Regions from separate parts of the Homo sapiens genome. Here region 2 is linked to region 1. The links are chromatin loops, found by intact Hi-C in ENCODE. Cell type or tissue: breast epithelium. All regions are shown on one strand. Links, peaks and the distances in the headings refer to the core of each region. The heading gives the core; the rest is flanking DNA.

Region 1 (8,000 bases), core at 1-8,000:
GGCCTCCCAAAGTGCTGGGATTACAGGCGTGAGCCACCATGCCTGGCCAAACACTACACTATTTTATAGCAGGGACTTGAGCATCTGCAGGGGTCCTGGAATCAATTCCGCATGGATACTGAGGGACATCTGTACATCTGAGTCTGTGAGTCTCTGAGGCGGTGCTTCTGGTGCCCATGGACTTCGAGGGATGGTTAGGAGTTTGATAAGCGGAGGGAAGAGTAGCAAGTGCAAAGGCTGCAAGGGAAAGGCTCAGCATGCCCCGAATTCACCAACCAAGGCAGCAGGGGTGATGGGAGGTCCTGTGGCATGGGCCAGCCCCGAAGGGCAGACATCTCCAGGAACGGCCCCTCTCCCACCCATCCTTGGATTCCAGCACGTGCAAGTTCTGAAGGCAGGAAACGGAACAAAACCTTTTCACTGCTGATGACATGTCCTGTGACCCTCCCACACTGTGAGTCTCTCGGTCTCCAAACAAAGGCAAGACCCCAGGTTCCAGGGAATTGCCACTTGCTCTGGCAGAGCTGCTGATGCTCAGCACCCAACCCTGCTCTGCTGGGGCACTCACTGTGAGACGCGTCCGAACTCCACGGTCAAGGGGCAGGCGGTGAGCCCCACGCCAGGACTTGACACGAAGCTGGACAATGGCTGAGGAAGGAGGCTCAGTAGCGTGGGATGGTGAGGCGGGCGGTCCAATAGGCACAACCCTGGACACCCCACAGTGGGGCCAGGGACCCACATCAGTGACGCCGTTACCCCCAAGTCTGGGCCCCTTCCCAGGAGGCATCACCCGGACTGGGCTGCTGACTGCAGACCTCAGGTGCTCTGCCCATGGCTCCCCAATAGCTGCCCAATCATGCCCAGGTGTCCTGTCACCTGGCCCAATGTCAGCCCTAAACAGGGCCTGAGGAGCACCCTTTCCCACCAGCCAGGGGTAGAGAGGCGGGGAGCAGAGGCTGGCCTCTTGGAGCGGGGGAGATAGCAGTACCCTGGAAGCACCCTTTCCCACCTGCTGGGGATAGAGAGGCGCGGAGCAGAGGCTGGCCTCTTGCAGGGGAGGAGATGGCGGCACCCTGGGTGGGCACACAGGGTTGGGGGCTGCTGCGGAGTAGCGGAGCAGCAACAGACCACCTGGGGGCACCCACACTCCAGGGCTCAGCAGTGAGGGTACAAGGGTGATCTTGCCCACAGGAGACTCGGGACGCCTAGGAACTTCGGGTGCGGTTCCTGCCTCCTGGCTGGCTGCTGCCCTTGGGCTGATGCTATGGCTTGCTGGTGGGGCCCTGGCTGGCCACCCTGACTCCGAATGCCATGAGGGACATGCACTTTCCCAGGATTGGCTGTGCCGGGAACCAGCGATGCCCACACACAGACATGACACCTTGGACTACGGTGGGGACCCAAGGGTACACTAGGGGGCACACCACCTGTGGACACAGGTGCACACACACGCATTAGACTTGCCGCCAGCGTGAGGGCCAAGCCTGGCTTCCAGCTTCCTCCTCCATACTGCTGTTCTAACTTGGGGGAGGGGAAGAGGAATGGGGAGGGGGCTGCTGCAGACTCAGCCCTGCACCTGTGGCTGGTCCAGCTCAGCTCCATCAGGGACACCTTGGGGCCAGTGCAGGTGGGGCTGGGCAAGCAGGTAGACCTGCTCCAACCTGCCCCTCCTGCTCCCGGGTTTGAGGCCCACAGTGTGTGTCTGTGGGGGACAAGATCCTGTGCAGATCCAGAAAGCTCTCCAAGCGGCTAGGCCCAGCCTGTGGTGTGACCGCAGGCCTGCGAGGCTTCAGACACCTCCATCCACTAACACCCCCACCCACCTAACACTGGACACTCACTCAGCTCCGTCCTCTGCTCCCTAACCCAACTCTCGGCCTTGCCTGTACCAGGAGCTCCCAGCTCCCACTTCCCCTGTGGTGGGAGGGCTCTGTGTCAGGTGAGGCAGGGTGCACTGCTTGTCTGACGGGGGTCAGGGACCCTTCTCCAGGCTGGGCCAGGGGGAGCCAGAGGCCAGTGGCTTTTTTTTTTTTTTGAGAAGGAGTCTCAATCTGTCGCCCAGGCTGGAGTGCAGTGGCGCAATCTTGGTTCATTGCAACCTCTGCCCCCGCTGGGTTCACGTGATTCTCCCGCCTCAGCCTCCCAAGTAGCTTGGATGACAGGTGCTGCCACTGCTAATTTTTGTATTTTTCTTAGTAGAGACGGGGTTTCACCATCTTGGCCAGGCTGGTCTTGAACTCCTGACCTCGTGATCCACCCGCCTGGGCCTCCCAAAGTGTTGGGATAACAAGCGTGAGCCACCGCGCCCGGCGGAGGCCAGTGGTTTTCAGGGGGTGTGACCCACAGAATTCCTCACCTTGGCTGTTCCCAACCATGACGGTTCCCCTGGTTGGAGCAGAGGCTTGGTGGGACCTTCATACTGGCAGCAGGGGGCCAGGGACCTGGGCGGCCCGCTCGCCTGCTGGCTCTGTCTCAAGCGCCCTTTTGGCCTCAAAGGGTGCCTGCCTGTCTGCCAACCACTCCACGTGGTCTCACCCCCTCCAACTACAGTCTAAGGAAAAACTGCTTCAGGCCAGGCGCGGTGGCTCACGCCTGTAGTCCTCGCACTTTGGGAGGCCAAGGCAGGCAGATCGCTTTAGATCAGGAGTTCGAGACCAGCTTGGACAACACAGTGAGACCCCCTCTCTACCCAAAACACAAAAAAATTAGCTGGGCGTGGTGGAGTGTGCACCTGGGGTCCCGGTTGCTCAACAGGCTGAGGTGGGAGGATCGCTTGAACACGGTAGGCAGACGCTGTAGTGAGCCGAGATCACGCCACTGCACTCCAGAGGCCCTGTCTCAAAAAAAAAAAAAAAAAAAGAAAAACTGCTTCAATTCTCCTCACCAAAGCCAGCACGCCCGAGGTGTCCCCATCTCAGGAAGTGACACTCCGTCCTCCCAGGAGCTCAGCCCGACGCCCCACAACCCTGCAGGCCTCCCCGCGACGCCCCCGTCCTGGGCCGGCGGAGCCCACCCCGCCTCCTGGACCCCGCCGTCCCCCTCCTAGTCTCCGGGGACACCCGGAGCTTCTGACCCCGCAGCCCCCCGGTCTCCCCTGCTCCTCGGGTGTGGCCACCGGAACACCACGGGCACCTTCGCGCCCCGACACCGCCGCCTGGCTCTGCTGATGCCCGCGCCCCCACCCCAGGCCAAGAGCCCTACCCCGCGCGCGCTCAGACTGCGCATGCGGCCGGGGAGGACCCTCGCGACCCTACCTATTGGCCCCTGCCAGGCTCGGATGCCGAACCCGCCGGGGCCAAAGCAGGCGCGACCTGCGACCGCCCGGGCGCGCGGAGCGGCGGGCAGCCCAGCCGACCCGGACCGGGTACGAACGCGCAGGCGCCCAGTCCCACCCGGCTCCGCCCCCGGCCGCCAGGGCACGTGACCCGCGAACTCCCGGGCGCGCCCAGACGCCGCGCACGCGCAGACCCAGCGCCGAGCCCGAGCCATGGCGTCCGAGCGGCTCCCTAACAGGCCCGCCTGTCTGCTCGTGGCCAGCGGCGCCGCCGAAGGTGAGGCCCGGCGGCCGGGGCCAGTGTCCGAAGAGCGTCCGCGAGGGGGCTGCCCGGGGCGGGAGGTTCGGGACACGGTGGGCGCGCGTCACGTGGCGCCGGAGGCCGAGGCCGCTGGGGGCGCCGGGCAGGGGCCGGGGGAGGGCGGAGCGGGGTCGGTGTCGGGATGGAGCTCGGGGCGGGGACGGGGGCGGGGGTGGGGTCGCGGGTTGGTGGGATGGAGCTCGGGGCGGGGTCGGGGGGTCGTGATGGATCCCGGCGCCGCGTCGCTCCTCCGAGTCTCGTCTGCCCGGCGAGGCGGCCCGGGCCCGACGTTTCTAGCGGAGGGAGCCGCGTGCCTGGGCCTGGTCTCTGAGGCCGCTGCGCTGCGAGAGGGGAGCCCGGGTGTGGGGAGGGGCCATTCCGGGAGTTGACCCAGCTCTGAGGTCGGGCGGCCGCGGGGACCCTGACCTTCTGAGCCACCGGCTTCTGAGGAGACCCGGAGCCCCCTCCTGGAGAAGGCGCCCCGCGGCCCCCGTCCTGGGGCAAGGGTACCAGGGCAGTACTGGCCTGGGGCTCACGCGGGTCGGAGCGCAGCGGGGTGCGTCCCCTGGCGCTGAGCCTGCAGGGTCTCAGGGCAGCAGGGGAGGGATGAGCAGCGGAGCACGAGGGTGCCTGGCCTTGTTCTGAGCCTTTTGGAGAGGGAAGTGAGCAGCCCAAGGTCACCGCACCACGGAGAGGTGGGGGCCGGGGTTGCGACCCAGGGGTCTGCCTCTTGAAGTCTGTAGCTCCTCAAGTGTGGACGGGGAGATGGGGCTGTGGGGTTGTGGCGTCACGATGTGCTGAGCTCCAGGGGTCCTGAGTGATGCCCCCAGACTGCGGGTGGGAGGAGCCTCGAGTGGGGTTCAGTCCTGGGGGGGTGGGTTGGGGCTTGTTTCCAGAGCAGGTAGGCGTGAGGAGGTCCGGCATGTTGAGGACGTGGGGTCTTAGCGCCAGCAGGCTGGGGGCAGCACTTCAGGAGGCCGGAAGGGCGGGCAGCTGGGGGAACAGAGCCTGCGGCAGTCTACTGGGCACTTTGTTTTTCCTCGATAAGTGGACATTTTACAGTGAATATGTATTAACTTATATAAGAATGAAGAGTCTGGGCGCAGTGGCTCACGCCTGTAATCCCAGCACTTTGGGAGGCTGAGGCGGGCGGATCACGAGGTCAAGAGATCGAGACCATTCTGGCTAAAACAGTGAAACTCCGTCTCTACTAAAAGTACAAAAATTAGCTGGGCGTGGTGGCACCCTCCTGTAGTCCCAGCTACTCGGGAGGCTGAGGCAGGAGAATTGCTTGAGCCTGGAAGGTGGAGGTTGCAGTGAGCCGAGATCGCACCACTGCACTCCAGCCTGGCGACAGACCGAGACTCCGTCTCAAAAAAAAAAAAAAAAAAAAAAAAAGAATGAAGATAAAAATGAAGCTGAGGGATTGGGCCCCAGAGTTAAAATAAATGTAGAGAGATACAGCTCACGCTACTTTGGAATAAACTTGTAAGTGCTCTCCGGCAGGCAGGGTGGGCGGGGCTGTGTCCTTCCCCTGGTAGGACAGAGGCCCCCAGAGCCTTCTGGATTGGGTGTGGTGTGTTGAGTTTCTTTTTTAAAAGTTTTTTGAGGGGCCGAAGGATGCTAGGAAGAGCTGGCGGGGGAGGGGTATAATCCCAGAACCCTTGTGAGGAAAGGGTCCCTCTGAGCGGCTTCCCTGGAAGGGGTGAGGGGGGGCCAGGACACTTCTGCGTTCTCCATGGTGCCTGAGGGCCTGAGTCCCTGGTGGTTCAGTGAGAGGATGAGCTGAACTCTGTGACCCTCACACCCGGGTTTGCCTTTCAGAAAGGTCTCTCGTGGCTCTGTTAGCACTAGGATGAGGCTGGGGTGTGGGAGTGGCATGGACAGTTGAGGTGGGCTGCATCCTCTCCCAGCTTCTGGCTGAGGCTGGAGGTGACAGTGCCAGGCTGGGGAAAGAGCCCGCCATGGGGGATGCAGGCCCGGGGATGGCCTACCGTTCTGGCAGACCTGGCTGTGCCCCTCTGACTCATGCCTTCCCAGCTTCCTTCTCCTGGACGTGAATGGGTGGCTGGCCCTGCCCCAGGGCTTCAAGTAGTCGTTCTTGGGTGTAGGGGAGAGGGCTGCTCCTCAGCGTGTTCTGGGGTCAGTCGAGGCCATGGGGGTGTCTGGGTAGCCCCCTGAGGCGGGGCACGCTAGTCCTGTCGAGCCCACACTCACTGGGACCTTCTGCAGGTGTGTCGGCCCAGTCCTTCCTCCACTGTTTCACGATGGCCAGCACCGCCTTCAACCTGCAGGTGGCCACCCCTGGGGTAAGTCCAGCCTCTCCTTCCCCACTGGACACTTGGGGTCTGTCTCCACCTCTCCGGGGGCAAGGTCAGGAGACTGCCGCCGCGGCCTGGGAGGAGTGGGGAGCCCCTGCAGTTGGTGGAGGGGTGAAGAGTCTGTAACCAAACCCTGGTGGCGTCCCCCTGTCCCAGTCCCCATTTCCTGGGCTCTGATCCCCCATCTGTGATGAGGGAGACCTTTTCTTTTCCTTTTTTTTTTGAGATGGAGTTTCGCTCTTGTTGCCCAGGCTGGAGTGCGGTGGTGCGATCTCGGCTCACCACAACCTCCGCCTCCCGGGTTCAAGCAGTCCTCCTGCCTCAGCCTCCCGAGTAGCTGGGATTACAGGCATGCGCCACCACGCCCAGCTCATTTTGTATTTTTAGTAGAGATGGGTTTTCACCGTGTTGGCCAGGATGGTCTCGAACTCCCAACCTCAGGTGACCCACCCGCCTCGGCCTCCCAAAGTGCTGGGATTATAGGCGTGAGCCTCTGCACCCAGCCCAAGGGAGACCTTTTTGCTGTGGGTCTGTGCTTCTGCACGTGTGTGAGGAGGAGACCAAGGCGCAGCCCTGGTGTGAGGGGCACATGTTTCCACTGGGAGGAATTCTCCACCCTCTGATCGTGGGGGACCCAGGGATATCAGATGTACATAAGTCATAGTAAGGATGCATTATGTATTTGTCACTGCGGGTTTTTGTTTATTTATTATGTATAAAAATTTTTGGTTGGTGGGTTGGCTAGGAAATAAACCACTGAGGCTGCTGCTGGGACAGGCTCCCCGACCCTGGGAGATCCCGTGAAGGAGGCTGGGTGGTCGGGGGCCTTTGTGCCTCAGGGGGATGCTGTTGGGTCCCTTGTCAGCTTTTTCAGGCTCCCTCTGAGCCGACAGGGATATCCCTGGTGCTGACCCTCGGCCCCTGGGCTCTGCTTCTCCAGGGGAAAGCCATGGAATTTGTGGATGTGACTGAGAGCAATGCACGCTGGGTGCAAGACTTCCGCCTCAAGGCTTACGCCAGCCCCGCCAAGCTCGAGTCCATCGATGGTAGGCCCGGGACCCACTCCTTGGGGGTGGGGTGCCTGGGACCTTGGAGGGTCAAGGGTTCCAGATAGGTTTGGGGTCTTAGTGAGCTCCCTAGCTCAGCCCCTGAAGCCCTGTGACCATTTGGGGCAGCCTCCAGCCCCACATCCTGGGCCCCAGAGTTTCTGAGCCCCTCTGGGGAGGAGAGTTGGTGAGTGTGTGGAGACAGGAAAGTCAGGGGGGCCCTTGGGAGCTGTAGCCCATGGAGGAAAAGGGACAGATGACATCACCAGGCTGGCTGGTCCCTGTGGAGGGTCTGTCCTGGCCACGCACTCGGGCCTGGTCCTGCAGGTAGTCTCACTTTGACATGTGGCTGCTACCTGGTTTGTGGTCTCCCCCCAGGTGCCCGGTACCATGCCCTCCTGATCCCCAGCTGTCCTGGGGCCCTGACCGACCTGGCCAGCAGTGGCTCCCTGGCCCGTATCCTGCAGCACTTCCACTCTGAGAGCAGTAGGTGACCCCTGGGACCCAGGGGAGGGGTTGGATGTGCAGTGTCACAAGAAATGGGTCTCCCACCAGCAGAAGAGAGGTGGGAAGACTCCAGGTAGGCGTTTCTGGATCTCTGGTCAGTGGCCACTGCAGTGGTTGTGGGCAGGAGGCAGGGACTGCCCCTTCCCCCGACACACACAGACTTTGTCGTCTCCTGGTGACCATCTTGCAGGCCTCTGGGTGGGCTCCCGAGGGTGGGTGGCCATGCCCTCCTGAGCAAGGCAGGACACCGGCCTGATTCCTTCTGGGAAAGCCTGGCATCCAGGGCTGGGCTTGGGGCTCAAGGCCAGCAGGGGTGCAGGGAGGAAGGCTGTTTGAGGAGACCTGGCAGCTGCCCCGGCTCCGGGTTGGGCTGTGATGAGTGTGTCCACTGGCCGGGGTGGACAAGCCAGCGCTCTACACAGCACCCTTTGTGTGTTGGAGTGGGGCCGCCGTCCCCAGCATGGCCTGGACAGGCAGCAATTGTTTGTGGCCACCTCAGCCGTGGGAACACACTCAGCCTTTCGGATGGAGCCAGGATGTCCCCACTGCAA
Region 2 (11,784 bases), core at 3,432-11,431, 210 kb after region 1:
CTTTTGGAGAAATGAGGCGGGGAAGGACGAGCTTGAGAACCGACGCCGGAGAGACGGGGAAGACGGGGGAGGCCTGAGCGCGGGCTGGCATGGCTGGGGAGGTTGTGCACTGCCCAAGAATGCTCACTGAGGAGCGTGTTCACGTCTCATCGTGGGTGTCTGTGTTTATTATGACAACTACCAGCAGCCCCCGAGGAGCAGCGACAGATGGAGGTCGGGGGCTCTAAGCTGAACACAGGCGGTCGGTCCTCCTTCCCAGGAGCCTCAGCGTGTGTGTCCGCAGGTGCCCCTTTATCTAGCGCCCTTGGGGGAATGGGACGTGTCAGAGGAGATGCAGTGGGCAGAGGCTGCACTGGATGAAGAGAACTATGTGGGAATCGCATGTGGGGTGTGACTGGGGACCAGTGCCTGAACTCTGGGACTCCAACTTGAAGAGGTTTGGAATCTGCAAAGGAGACTAGGAAGGGGCACAGGGGGTGCTAGGGGTGGGGGCCGGAGGACAAACCAGGAGAGGGGCTTCTGGAAGCCAGAGAGGGCGTGCACACACAGGCGGGGGAGGGAGCCTGGGTGCAGCAGGGTGGGCCACTGCGACTCACCGAGGGCCAGCGGCGCTGGGGCCAGGGGCTGGAGTTTGGAGAGTGAGCAGAGAGCACGCAGGGGCTGTGAACACCAACTTCTCTTTCAGGTCAATTTGCTGCAAAGGGGAAGGTAAAGGTGGAGGTAACTAAGGAGCAGGGCAAGAGAGGGGTGTGGTTTTCTGTAGGGTCCAGCCCTACGGGGGCTTAGCAGGTGTCCTCCCCGTGTGCAGAGACCAGAGATTGTAATAAAGACACGAGATAAAGAGCAGCTGGGCCCCGGGGGACCACTACCATCAAGACGTGGAGACCGGTAGTGGCCCTGAGCGCCTAGGTGCGCTGATATTTATTGCATACAAGACAAGGGGGCAGGGTAAGGAGGGTGAATCTTCTAAGTGATAAAGTGAAGCAAGTCACGTGATCATAGGACAGGGGGCCCTTCCCTCTTAGGCAGCCGAAGCAAAGAGAGAAGGCAGCATATGTCAGCATTTTCTTCTCTGCACTTAGAAGAACGATCAAAGACTTTAAGACTTTCACTATTTCTTCTACCGCTATCTACTACGAACTTCAAAGAGGAGCCAGGAGTACGGGAGGAGCATGAAAGTGGATAAGGAGTGTGATCATTCAAGCACCACAGGGAGGGGGTTAGGCCTCCGGATGACTGCAGGCCAGGCCTGGAGAATATCCAGCCTCCCACAAGAAGCTGGTGGAGCAGAGTGTTCCCTGACTCCTCCAAGGAAAGGAGACTCCCTTTCACGGTCGGCTAAGTAACGGGTGCCTTCCCAGGCACTGGCGTTACCGCTTGACCAAGGAGCCCTCAAGCGGCCCTTATGTTGGCGTGACAGAGGGCTCACCTCTTGCCTTCTAGGTCACTTCTCACAACGTCCCTTCAGCACCTGACCCTATACCCGCCGGTTATTCCTAGGTTGTATTAGTAATGCCACAAAGAGTAATATTAAAAGCTAATGACTAATATTTATAATAATGATTGATAATTTTCCATGATCATCTCTGTATCTAATTCGTATTAGGACTATTCTTATTCTATTTTCTTTATTATACTGAAACAGTTTGTGCCTTCAGTCTCTTGCTTCGGCACCTAGGTAATCTTTCGCCCACAGTTTTCTGTTTGCAATGGGAGAAATAACAGGCACTTATGGGTTCTGAAAATGCCCCTGCAGGAAGGAGGAGTGGATGGTGCCGACGACTGAGGAGGACTCTGGAGCAATCTATTCTCGGTGGGCCAGAGGGGCTGGGTGTCACTGCAGTCACCCAGGCCAGCCACCTGAACTCACGCACTTCAGTCTGTTTCTCAACCTCTGTGTGCCTCTGTGTCCTTGGCTGTGAAACAGGAATGTGGGTGCTCAGGCCTACCTCTTAGGTCACTGTGAGGACGAGATAGGTACGCCTCAGGTGGGGTCCAGTGTGATCAGCCAGCGGGCTGCGGGACCGCCCTCTGCCCTGCACCAGGCACCTCCCCTACCTTTACATGTGCCACGTGCCTGCCTGCTGGACACTAGATGCAGGGGCATCCACAGACACGCCGAGGCTCCTGGGAAGGAGGACGGGATGCCTGGGGGGCTGCTGGTAATTGTCATAATAAACACATGCACCCAGGCCAGGCACGGTGGCACTTGCCCTGTTATCCCAGCACTTTGGCAGGCCACAGCGGGAGGATCACTTGAGCCCAGGAGTTCCAACCTGGGCAACATGGTGAGATTTCCTTTCTACAAAAAAATTTAAAAAATTAGCCTGACATGGTAGTGCACACCTGTAGTCCCAGCTACTCGGGAGGCTGAGGTGGGAGGATTGCTTGAGACCAGGAGGTTGAGGCTGCAGTGAACCGCGATGGCACCACTGCACTGCAGCCTGGGTGACAGAGTGAGACCATGTCTCAAAAACAATAAAGCCGGGCATGGTGGCTCACACCTGTAATCCAGCACTTTCGGCTGAGGCAGGAGGGTTACCTGAGGTCAGGAGTTGGAGACCAACCTGGCCAACACGGTGAAACCCCATCTCTACTAAAACTACAAAAGTTACCTGGGCATGGTTACGCGTGCCTGTAGTCCCAGCTACTCGGGAGGCTGAGGCAGGAGAATGGCGTGAACCTGGGAGGCAGATGCTGCAGTGAGCCAAGATCGCGCCACTGCACTCCAGCCTGGGCAACAGAGTGAGACTCTGTCTCAAAAATAAATAAATGAATAAATAAACGCCAGGTGCGGTGGCTCACGCCTGTAATCCCAGCACTTTGGGAGGCCGAGGCGGGCGGATCACGAGGTCAGGAGATCGAGACCATCTTGGCTAACTGTCTCTACTAAAAAAAAAAAATACAAAAAATTAGCCGGGCGAGGTGGCGGGCGCCTGTAGTCCCAGCTACTCGGGAGGCTGAGGCAGGAGAATGGCGTGAACCCCCAGGGGGCGGAGCCTGCAGTGCCGAGATCACGCCACTGCACTCCAACCTGGGCGACAGCGAGACTCCGTCTCAAAAAAATAAAAAATAAATAAACACAGACATCCACATGGAGACATGAAGGACGTCCTCAGTGAGCATAATCCTTGGTCAGTGCACAACCAACCCAGGTATGTCAGACAGCACTCAGGCTCAGGTGTGAGAAGTATCTCCAGGCAGCTGCCCAGAGCCAAACTAGGCCCAAACTGTGCATAGGTGGTACTTGAGAGCATGAGAGCAGGGGCACATACCAATACCTCCTGACTCCCACCCCCACCGCTACCCACACACCTGACATAAAATGACTCCTTACCTGCTCGCACGTGGATAGATGCCTCACACACCAGCAGGCAGACACCTCCTGTATACAACCCCCTCATCAGTACTGTCACCTCCCCCGTACACTGACGGGTCACCCCCCAACCCCCATCACCTGCTAGTGTCAGTGTGCACACATGTGCATCCTGCCCACACAGCCTCACACAGACCTGTACTCTGAGGCTCCGGCCAGATTCCTGGTCGACACTGCCGTGTGCTGCCCCTGCCCCTTGCAGACGCAAGCATGGTGTGCATGCTCCTGGTGTGCACGGGAGGATGGAGCTGGGCTGGGAGCTCCCTTGCTTCTGTCCCGCCAGGCCAGCTTATCCCGGAGGGCCTAGCCCAGCCCCTTCCCACCCCTGCCCCCCACCCCACCATCAGGTCCGTGTGCACATACAGGGCTTGGTGGGCAATGAGCCCAGTCATCGCCCCCTGCTGAGACCCATCCCACTCCCAGCAGCAGGGAGCCCCAGAGCCAGGTGGATGCCTGGGGGAGGCAGGGGCAGGGGTGGCTGGAGGAGGTGGGTGGGGAGAGAACAAAGGAGTCAAAACTCTCAGAGCTGGGGGAGGGAACAGGCAGGGCTGCATTCTCTACCTAGGGAAGGCAGGTGTCTGTGTGTCCCAGGGCTGTCATATCAAACGGCCACAAACCAGAGCCCTTAGACAACAGAAAGGCATTCTCTCAGTCTGGAAGCCAGCAGTCAGAGATCCAGGCTGGCAGGGCCACCCTCCTTGTTGAGGATCTGGGGAGGTCCTTCTTCTCCCAGCTTCATCTCCAGGCGTTCCTTGGCTATGGCTTCCTATGGCCTCCCTCTGTGTCTGTGTCTCTTTTCTCTTTCTCTCCTTTTTTTTTGAGACAGAGTTTTGCTCTGTCGCCCAGACTGGAGTGCAGTGGTGCAATCTCTGCTCACTGCAGGCTCCGCCCACCGGGTTCACGCCATTCTCCTGCCTCAGCCTCCCGAGCAGCTGGGACTACAGGCGCCCGCCACCTCGCCCGGCTAATTTTTTGTATTTTTAGTAGAGACAGGGTTTCGCTGTGTTAGCCAGGATGGTCTCGATCTCCTGACCTCGTGATCCGCCTGCCTCGGCCTCCCAAAGTGCTGGGATTACAGGCGTGAGCCACCGCGCCCAGCCTTTTTTTTTTTTTTTTTTTTGTGACGGAGTCTTGCTCTGTTGCCCAGGCTGGAGTGCAATGGCGCGATCTCGGCTCACCTCAACCTCCACCTCCCAGGTTCAAGTGATTCTCCTGTCTCAGCCTCCCGAGTAGCTGGGATTACGGGCATGCATCACCACGCCCGGCTAATTTTGTATTTTTAGTAGAGACGGGGTTTCTCCATGTTGATCAGGCTGGTCTCGAACTCCTGATCTCAGGTGATCCACCCTCCTCGGCCTCCCAAAGTGCTGGGATTACAGGCATGAGCCACCGCGCCCGGCCTTCTCTCTTTTTTTGTGTTTTTTGTTTGTCTGTTTGAGACAGAGTCGTACTCTGTTGCCCATGCTGGAGTGCAGTGGCGTGATCTCAGCTCACTGCCAACCTCCCAGGTTCAAGCGATTCTCCTGCCTCAGCCTCCCAAGTAGCTGGGATTACAAGCTCACACTACCATGCCCGGCTGATTTTTTTGTATTTTTAGTAGAGATGGGGTTTCACTATGTTGGCCAGGCTGGCCTCAAACTCCTGGCCTCAGGTGATCTGCCCACCTCGGCCTCCCAGAGTGCTGGGATTACAGGCTTGAGCCACCACACCCGGCCTGTTTTCCCTGTCTTTTATAAGGACACTGATCATTGGATTTAGGGCCCACCCAGAAAGTCCAGGATGATCTCGTTTCAAGATGTTTCCCTTAATGACATCTGCAAAGATGCTTTCTCCCGATGAGGGCACATTTAGGAAGCCTGGGTATTAGGATGTGGATATATCTTCTTTTTGGCGGAGGGACCATCCCACTCACTACAGATGCTGAGAAAAGGTGCCTGTGAAATTGGCAGGACTGGGGGCAGAAGTGGGTTCACGTCAGCAGGGCACGACAGGAACACAGAGCTGCCCTGTCCTCTTGCCCCTTCTTGTCCCCTAGTCTGACTGCCCTAGGAGCCTCTGCCCTGCCATGAAGACGTGGGCCTTCTCAGGGACCCCACTGACTCTTAGAGGCTCCTTCACGACCCACAGGATCGAGGTCTTGCTGACCCCTGACCCCCAATAGAACCGAGTGGCTCCGTGATCCTCTGGGCACCTTCCCCATCCACAGGCAGCCACAGGTGCAAGGAGCCACTCGGTTCTATCGGGGGCCAAGGGTCAAGGGGTCAGCAAGACCTCGGTCATGTCTTGCTGATCATGTCTGAGTCACCCCAGACTCTGCATCTGAATTTTTGTCCCCAGCCTTCAAGCCCCTGAGGACATGGGCTGGTTCGGAAGCTCCCTGGGGCCCCAGCACTTTGCCGCCGGGGCTGGGGCAGGGGGCAGGCTGCGGCCCAGGCCTGCGCGGATGCCGAGGCAGGGAGGTCATGGGGCCAGGGGAGGACAAAGAGCAGGGCGGTGAGTTTAGGGCCAGGGAGCTGAGGGGAGACGGCCCGGGGCCGAGGACCAGGGTGACAGTGCCAAGGGGGGCCGGCGGCCAAATCTCCTTTGGCTGCCACTTTGGAGCCCCACCCCGGAGTCCGATACTTCCACGTCTGAAGCTGGCCCTGCGAGTCCTAACGAAGGTCAAACCGTCAAGGCTCCTTTGATTTTACACGTTTTCAGCGCACAGACAGGATTCTCTCGCCTCGTCCCCTCAAAGACCGGCACAGGGCTGCGAAGACCCCTGAGCCCTTGAGGCACCCCCTCCAGGCTCCAGAGGCTTCCGCGGAGACAGAGCGCGCAGGAGGGACCCAGAGCCCCCAAGGGCGCCCCGTGGGGGTCGCCAGGCAAACCAGGCAGAGCCAGAGCCCCCTCTTCGCCAGCAGGACGGACCCGGGCGTCCTTTGGGGACCCCAAGCCGCCCGGGGGGTGGTGCGTGCGTCCCGAGGACGCCGTGTCCGGGCCCGCGCAGGCCCCACCCGGGTCACGGCCCGGGATACGTGCGCCGGGCGCCCAGCGGGTTGGGGGGGGCGGGCCCGCGGGACGCGGGTGCGGGGCACGGAGGCGGCCGGGTCGTACCACCGCGCCGCGGGAAGAGGGGCAGCTCCCGGCCGGCCCTGCCGCCCCACGCACACCCGCGGGCGGAGGACCCGTCGCCAGGCTGCGCCCCACGCCCAGCCCGGAAGCCCCGCGAGCCCGGGCCATACCACCGCGCGGCGGGAGGAGGACCACCTCGGGCCGTACCATCCGCCCGGCCGGGGGACGCGCCCTGGCCCCGCCGCGCCCTCGCAGCTGGCGCCCCGCAGGCCCCGCCCGGCAGGTGCCGCCCCTCCCCGGGCAGACGTGCAGAAAAGAACGCGCCGGCCTCGCCCGCGAAGGGCCGCGCGGCGGTGGGCGGGGCGTCGCGAACCCCCCTCGCGCCCACTGGCTGCGTTGCGGTAGGGCGGGCCCGGCTAGGCCGGCCATTGGCTGAGGGACCAGGTCATTTGCATACGGGGCTGGGCGTGGAGCCGCGGGGCCCGGGGCCGGTCGGGTCGGGCCGGGGGGCGAGAGGGTGCCAGCGGCCGCAGCTGAAGTTGGGCCGAGAGCCGGCGACGGCCCCGCGCCGGGGTCGCAGGTGACGCGCGAGGGATCCCAGGTTGGCGGGCGGGGCGCCCCTCAGAGGCCGCCCTCCCGCGGGGGCTGCGGGGGGTCGGGCTGGGCAGGCGCGGCGGGGCTCGGACGCCCAAGTTGGAGGGGACGGGGGTGGGGTCAATCCCTCCGCCCGCCCACCCGGCAGTGCCTCCAGGCGCAGGGCAGCCCCTGCCCACCGCACACTGCGCTGCCCCAGACCCACTGTGCGTGTGACAGCGGCTGATCTGTGCCTGGGCAGCGCGACCCTCCTGGCCCCGTGTCCGGGTCTGGCGGGCAGGCGAGCGGCCACACGGGGACGCGAGGGCAGCTGGATACCGTGGGGAGGGGGTGCCCTATGGACGGGGTGTGCCTGTCTGGCCAGCAGGGACGGCGGGTGGGGGTAAGCGAAATCATTCGGGGGCTTTGCTGCCCTCCGCTTGGTGGGGCTGAGGCTGGGCCAGATACCCTCTTGGAGGGAACTTTCTTTTCCTTGTGTGTCCAGGGTACCAGTGTGCGGAGTTCCTGTTGCCAAGCTGAAGGTGGCCCTGGGCAGGCACAGGTGTGGTCATATCTTCAGCCAACAGGACCATCCTCCGGAGGGCCACCTCTGGGGACTTCCTACGGGAAGAGAGTGACAGATTTGGTGCTTCTGTGTGTTTCTGCCGCTTCAGTGGGGCCGCTGCGGGAGACAGCGGGTGGATCCTCCAGCAGCCTGTCTGCTGAGCCTGCCTTCTCAAGTCTACTGTTAAAATCAGGACCGGGTCGTGTCCGAGCCTACAGGCCCTGTCTCCGCTCCCCAGGCCTGCAGGAGTTGAGGGCTGCACCTGCTCGCTGGAGAGGGAGAGGCAGATTTAGTGGACGCCTGGCATGGACTCGGACTGGCCTTTGGAAGCTCCCTGCCCTGACGGGGTTGCCTGTCACCACTGCGAAGTGAGGCTTGGCAGGACCTGCACCTGAGAAAGGCTGTGTGTGGTCTTGGGGTCCACACCTGCAGAGCTAACTTACTGCCAGACGGCGACTTACTGTGGGCCACCCTCAGTGAACCGGGGTGTCCTCAGCTGGCCCTACAGAGCACTTCTGTGCTGGGGATGAGTAGGAACTCTGGGCGAGGAGGGTCCCAGCGCCGCCCCTCGATACAGCCTGGCTCTGCCCTCTGCCCGTACTTACACCAGGTGGGATCCCTGCCCTGCATTGCCTGGGGATTGGCTGGGCTTGGGCCCGCCCTGCTGTGGAACTGGATGTTTTCAGGGAGCCCAGCCTTTCCTCATGTCAACACAGTTCACAATATAGTTTTCAAAGTACAGTTTAAAACTCAAAAGTAAACTTTTCAGCAACTCAAAGGTTTGCTGAGTGATCTGAAGCACTCTGGCCACTTTTTGGGGCCATGGGATTTGGTTCACCTGAAACAGCCAGTGAGAGGCCGGGTGTGGTGGCTCACACCCGTAATCCCAACACTTCAGGAGGCAGACGCGGGTGATCGCTCACTTGAGATCAGGAGTTCAAGACCAGCCTGGGCAACATGGTGAAACCTCGTCTCTACTAAAAATACAAAAATTAGCTAGGCATGGTGGTGGGCACCTGTAATCCCAGCTACTTGGAAGGCTGAGGCAAGAGAATCGCTTGAACCTGGGAGGTGGAGGTTGCAGCGAGACGAGATTACGCCGCTGCACTCCAGCCTGGGTGACGAGAGACTCTGCCTCAAAAAAATAAAAAAATGAAACAGCCAGTGAGGAGGAAGGCTCCCCGCCTTCCCCCCGCCGGAACATAGCCATAGCTGCTGCTGGGACACCCTCTTGGTGGGGAAGAAGGCTGGTTAGCTTCATCAGAGCCAGCAGCAGCAGACCAGGGACGGGCACCTAGGCAGTGGCCTCAGAGTGAACAGGAGTTCCTCAGAAACACACACAGGGACGGCGTGGCGCATGCTCTGCCAGCTCCATGCCTCCTTCCCATTGTGGGGCTGGGGTACGTAGGGCAGAGCTCATGACCTCCGGGAGGACATGGGGGTGGGCTCTGGATGGCACCTGGCATTGCCCCCTGCTGGCCTATGTGACGGTGTGGAGGGCTGGTCACAGAGGTACGACCATCCCTCCAGAATGTGGGTCGGGGCTGTGGATGGAGGAGTAGGCCCCTCATATCCCAGGCCTGCTGCCCAGGCACAACCCACTTGGCCTATGCATTCCAGGCTCCATCCCATGTGACTCTGGGCTTAGCCCCTTCTGGGGCCACAGGTCAGGCAGGTCCAGGCCCCAAGGACCTCCCAGTGACAGGCGACTGTGAGCTGGGCAGACAGGAGTGAAGTCAGGTGGGGGTTCTGGCTTGCTGACACCAGCGTTTGGAGCCTCCTGCTGCTGCCTGGCTTCCCTGCATTCCCTGTTCCCTGCCTCAGGCAAGAAATAACCAAGCCGAGTTGCCTCTGCACAGCAGTGAGCTCCTGGTGGCCCTGGCTTCTGGGGAGCCCTGTGGATGGCTTCCTTGCCCAAGTCCAGGCCTTCTTGTTCCCTTTGTGTGCTCCAGAGAAAGGGGGCAGCACCAGATCCAGATCCAGGGCCAACCAACAGAAAGCTGAGTCCATCCCAAACTCGCCCATTCTCAGAGCACAAAGACCCCATGATCTAGGGCAAACTTGTCCAACTGTTGGCCCATGGAACAGCTTTGAATGCAGCCCAACACAAATCTATAAATTTTCTTAAACATTGTGAGTTGTTTTTTGTTGTTATTTTGAGACAGAGTCTCGATCTGTCGCCCAGGCTGGAGTTAGTGGCCCAATCTCGGCTCACTGCAAGCTCCGCCTCCTGGGTTCACGCTCGTCTCCTGCCTCAGCCTCCCGAGTAGCTGGGACTACAGGCGCCCGCCAACACGCCTGGCTAATTTTGGTATTTTTAGTAGAGACGGGGTTTCACCACGTTAGCCAGGATGGTCTTGATCTCCTGACCTTGTGATCTGCCCGCCTCGGCCTCCCAAAGTGCTGGGATTACAGGTGTGAGCCACCGTGCCTGGCCAACATTGTGAGTTTTTTTTACGATTTTTTTTTTAAAGCTTATCAGCTATCATTACTGTATTCCATGTATGGCCCATGTATGGCCTCAGTGTATTCCAATGTGGCCCAGGGAAGCCAAAAGATTGGACACCCCTGACCTAGGGCATCCCCATCCTCTGCCTTCCCATGCATGGCTGTACCCAGGTATAGGGGTCCTCCACATTCTGCTCAACACAAAAGATTTCTCCAGCCCCAACCATGGATCCTGGAGCTGGGAGTGTATGGCTTACCCTTAGAACCAGGAGAGGTGACAGCTAGCCCAAGGGCCCAGGCAGGGGCTGGGCTGTGGACACAATTTTTTTTTATTTTGGAGACAGAGTCTTGCTCTGTCACTAAGGCTGGAGTGCAGTGGAGTGATCTTAGCTCACTGCAACCTCTGCCTCCCAGGTTCAACTAATTCTCCTGCCTCAGCCTCCCAAGTAACTGGGATTACAGGTGCATGCCACCACACCCGGTTTTGTTTTTTTTTTTTTTTGACAGAGTCTTGCTTTGTTGCCCAGGCTGGAGCACAGTGGCGCGATCTCGGCTCACTGCAAACTCCGCCCCCCGGGTTCACGCCATTCTCCTGCCTCAGCCTCCCGAGTAGCTGGAACTACAAGCACCCTCCACCACGCCCGGCCAATTTTTTGTATTTTTAGTAGAGACGGGGTTTCATCATGTTGGCCAGGCTGGTCTCAAACTCCTGACCTCAGGTGATCCGCCTGCCTCAGCTTCCCAAAGTGCTGGGATTACAGGCGTGAGCCACCATGCCTGGCCCCTGCCCTGATTTCAAAGCTGCAAGCTCAGAGCAGACATTTCACACCCACCTGGAGAAGAGGAGGCAGCCCCTGCCCACTGGTACCCATACCCTCCCTGGGGTGGTGAAGCAGCCTGGGACTGGCTGACCTGAGTGTGGGATCCACCCCCACAAGTTCTCAGTAAACCTGACGGGCGGGTCTAGCTTGTCCTGACGTCCTCAGTTCCCGCTGCTGGCGGGGCACAGGCAACATGACAGAGAGTCAGGTGGGAGGGGGTCCAGACAAATGCCTGGGACAGTCAGGCCAGGCTGAACCAGCAGGCCCACCAGGCTGGGGCCCTCACAGGAGAGCCCCTGGGGTTAGGTGAGGCAGAGCAGATGGAATGTGGAGCTCAGGAAGCCCCAGCCCTGGGCCCTACTGAGCACCCTGAGGGATCCTATTCTCAGATACTCCAGCTGTGGTGAGCCCCAGGTGTGTCAGGGTACTGCTCAGTGGCACCCCATGGAGGCTCAAGTTCAAGACCTCAGACCCTGCCCAGCGCAGCCTCCACACACACTCAAGCTGCTTCGGGCAGTTTATTGAGGTTTTCACGTTGGGGTAGGGGAAGTGGCACACACATGCTCTTGCTGTGTACACACAGTGAAGGACCTCTCCCGCAGGCAAGCACATGCCCACAGCTTGAGCACACTGTCCATGCATCTCCTGTCCCCAACAGGCAGTCGTGGCCTTTGGGGCCTGGCAAGTTCCGAGCTGGCTACGCCCCATGCTTCTCCAGGGTGCTGGCGACCTGGCAAGGACTAGGGCAGTCCCCCACTGCACCCCCAGCTCCTGAGGCCAAACCCAGGGCTTCCCACTGCCTGGCAGAGGAGCCCTCTGTGACCGCCAACTCTCCTTCTGTGGTCCGGGCAGGATGGTCTTGCAGCCCTCACTAGGCTGTCACAGAGCCTGGGGCTGGGCTGCCAGAGGACACCACTCTGGGGCAGGAGCTGCTGCTACCTCCAGGA

The links. Hi-C counts contacts between places; a loop is a spot of excess contacts. Peaks named below come from ENCODE experiments on the same cell type or tissue, not always from the same donor. Only the 100,000 strongest peaks of a DNase experiment are listed, where the experiment ranks them.
Region 2: a loop joins it to region 1, with 2.5 times the contacts of the local background. A loop is called at or near these places in 11 of 110 quality-filtered maps.

The regions. Positions count from the first base shown.
Region 1 is chr11:772,950-780,949 of GRCh38, reverse strand. It overlaps GATD1 (glutamine amidotransferase class 1 domain containing 1), which reads left to right and starts at 3,463. Exons shown (of 8, transcript NM_182612.4): 1 at 3,463-3,551; 2 at 5,808-5,884; 3 at 6,837-6,942; 4 at 7,321-7,428. The coding sequence starts at 3,488. It overlaps LOC124900301, which reads right to left and starts at 3,372. Exons shown (of 2, transcript XM_047427954.1): 1 at 3,255-3,372; 2 at 1-2,833. The coding sequence starts at 787. The coding sequence ends at 269. It overlaps GATD1-DT (GATD1 divergent transcript), which reads right to left and starts at 3,372. Exons shown (of 2, transcript NR_126343.1): 1 at 3,255-3,372. RefSeq lists silencers at 2,963-3,062, 3,113-3,822, 3,833-4,042. In breast epithelium, for the core only: no CTCF peak of the experiment used is centred there; DNase peaks (open chromatin) are centred at 3,439 and 7,889; H3K4me3 peaks cover 4,023 bases; H3K27ac peaks cover 2,722 bases.
Region 2 is chr11:563,578-575,361 of GRCh38, reverse strand. It overlaps RASSF7 (Ras association domain family member 7), which reads right to left. Exons shown (of 6, transcript NM_003475.4): 6 at 11,337-11,784. The coding sequence ends at 11,717. LOC124902805 (translation initiation factor IF-2-like) reads right to left here and starts at 3,768. Exons shown (of 4, transcript XM_047428004.1): 1 at 3,718-3,768; 2 at 597-624; 3 at 1-145. The coding sequence starts at 3,768. It overlaps MIR210HG (MIR210 host gene), which reads left to right and starts at 6,905. Exons shown (of 2, transcript NR_038262.1): 1 at 6,905-7,010; 2 at 7,509-9,705. MIR210 (microRNA 210) reads left to right here and starts at 7,164; the gene lies at 7,164-7,273. It also overlaps LOC143666. RefSeq lists enhancers at 5,223-5,973, 8,559-9,113, 9,114-9,668. In breast epithelium, for the core only: no CTCF peak of the experiment used is centred there; DNase peaks (open chromatin) are centred at 6,791 and 10,986; H3K4me3 peaks cover 1,760 bases; H3K27ac peaks cover 2,654 bases.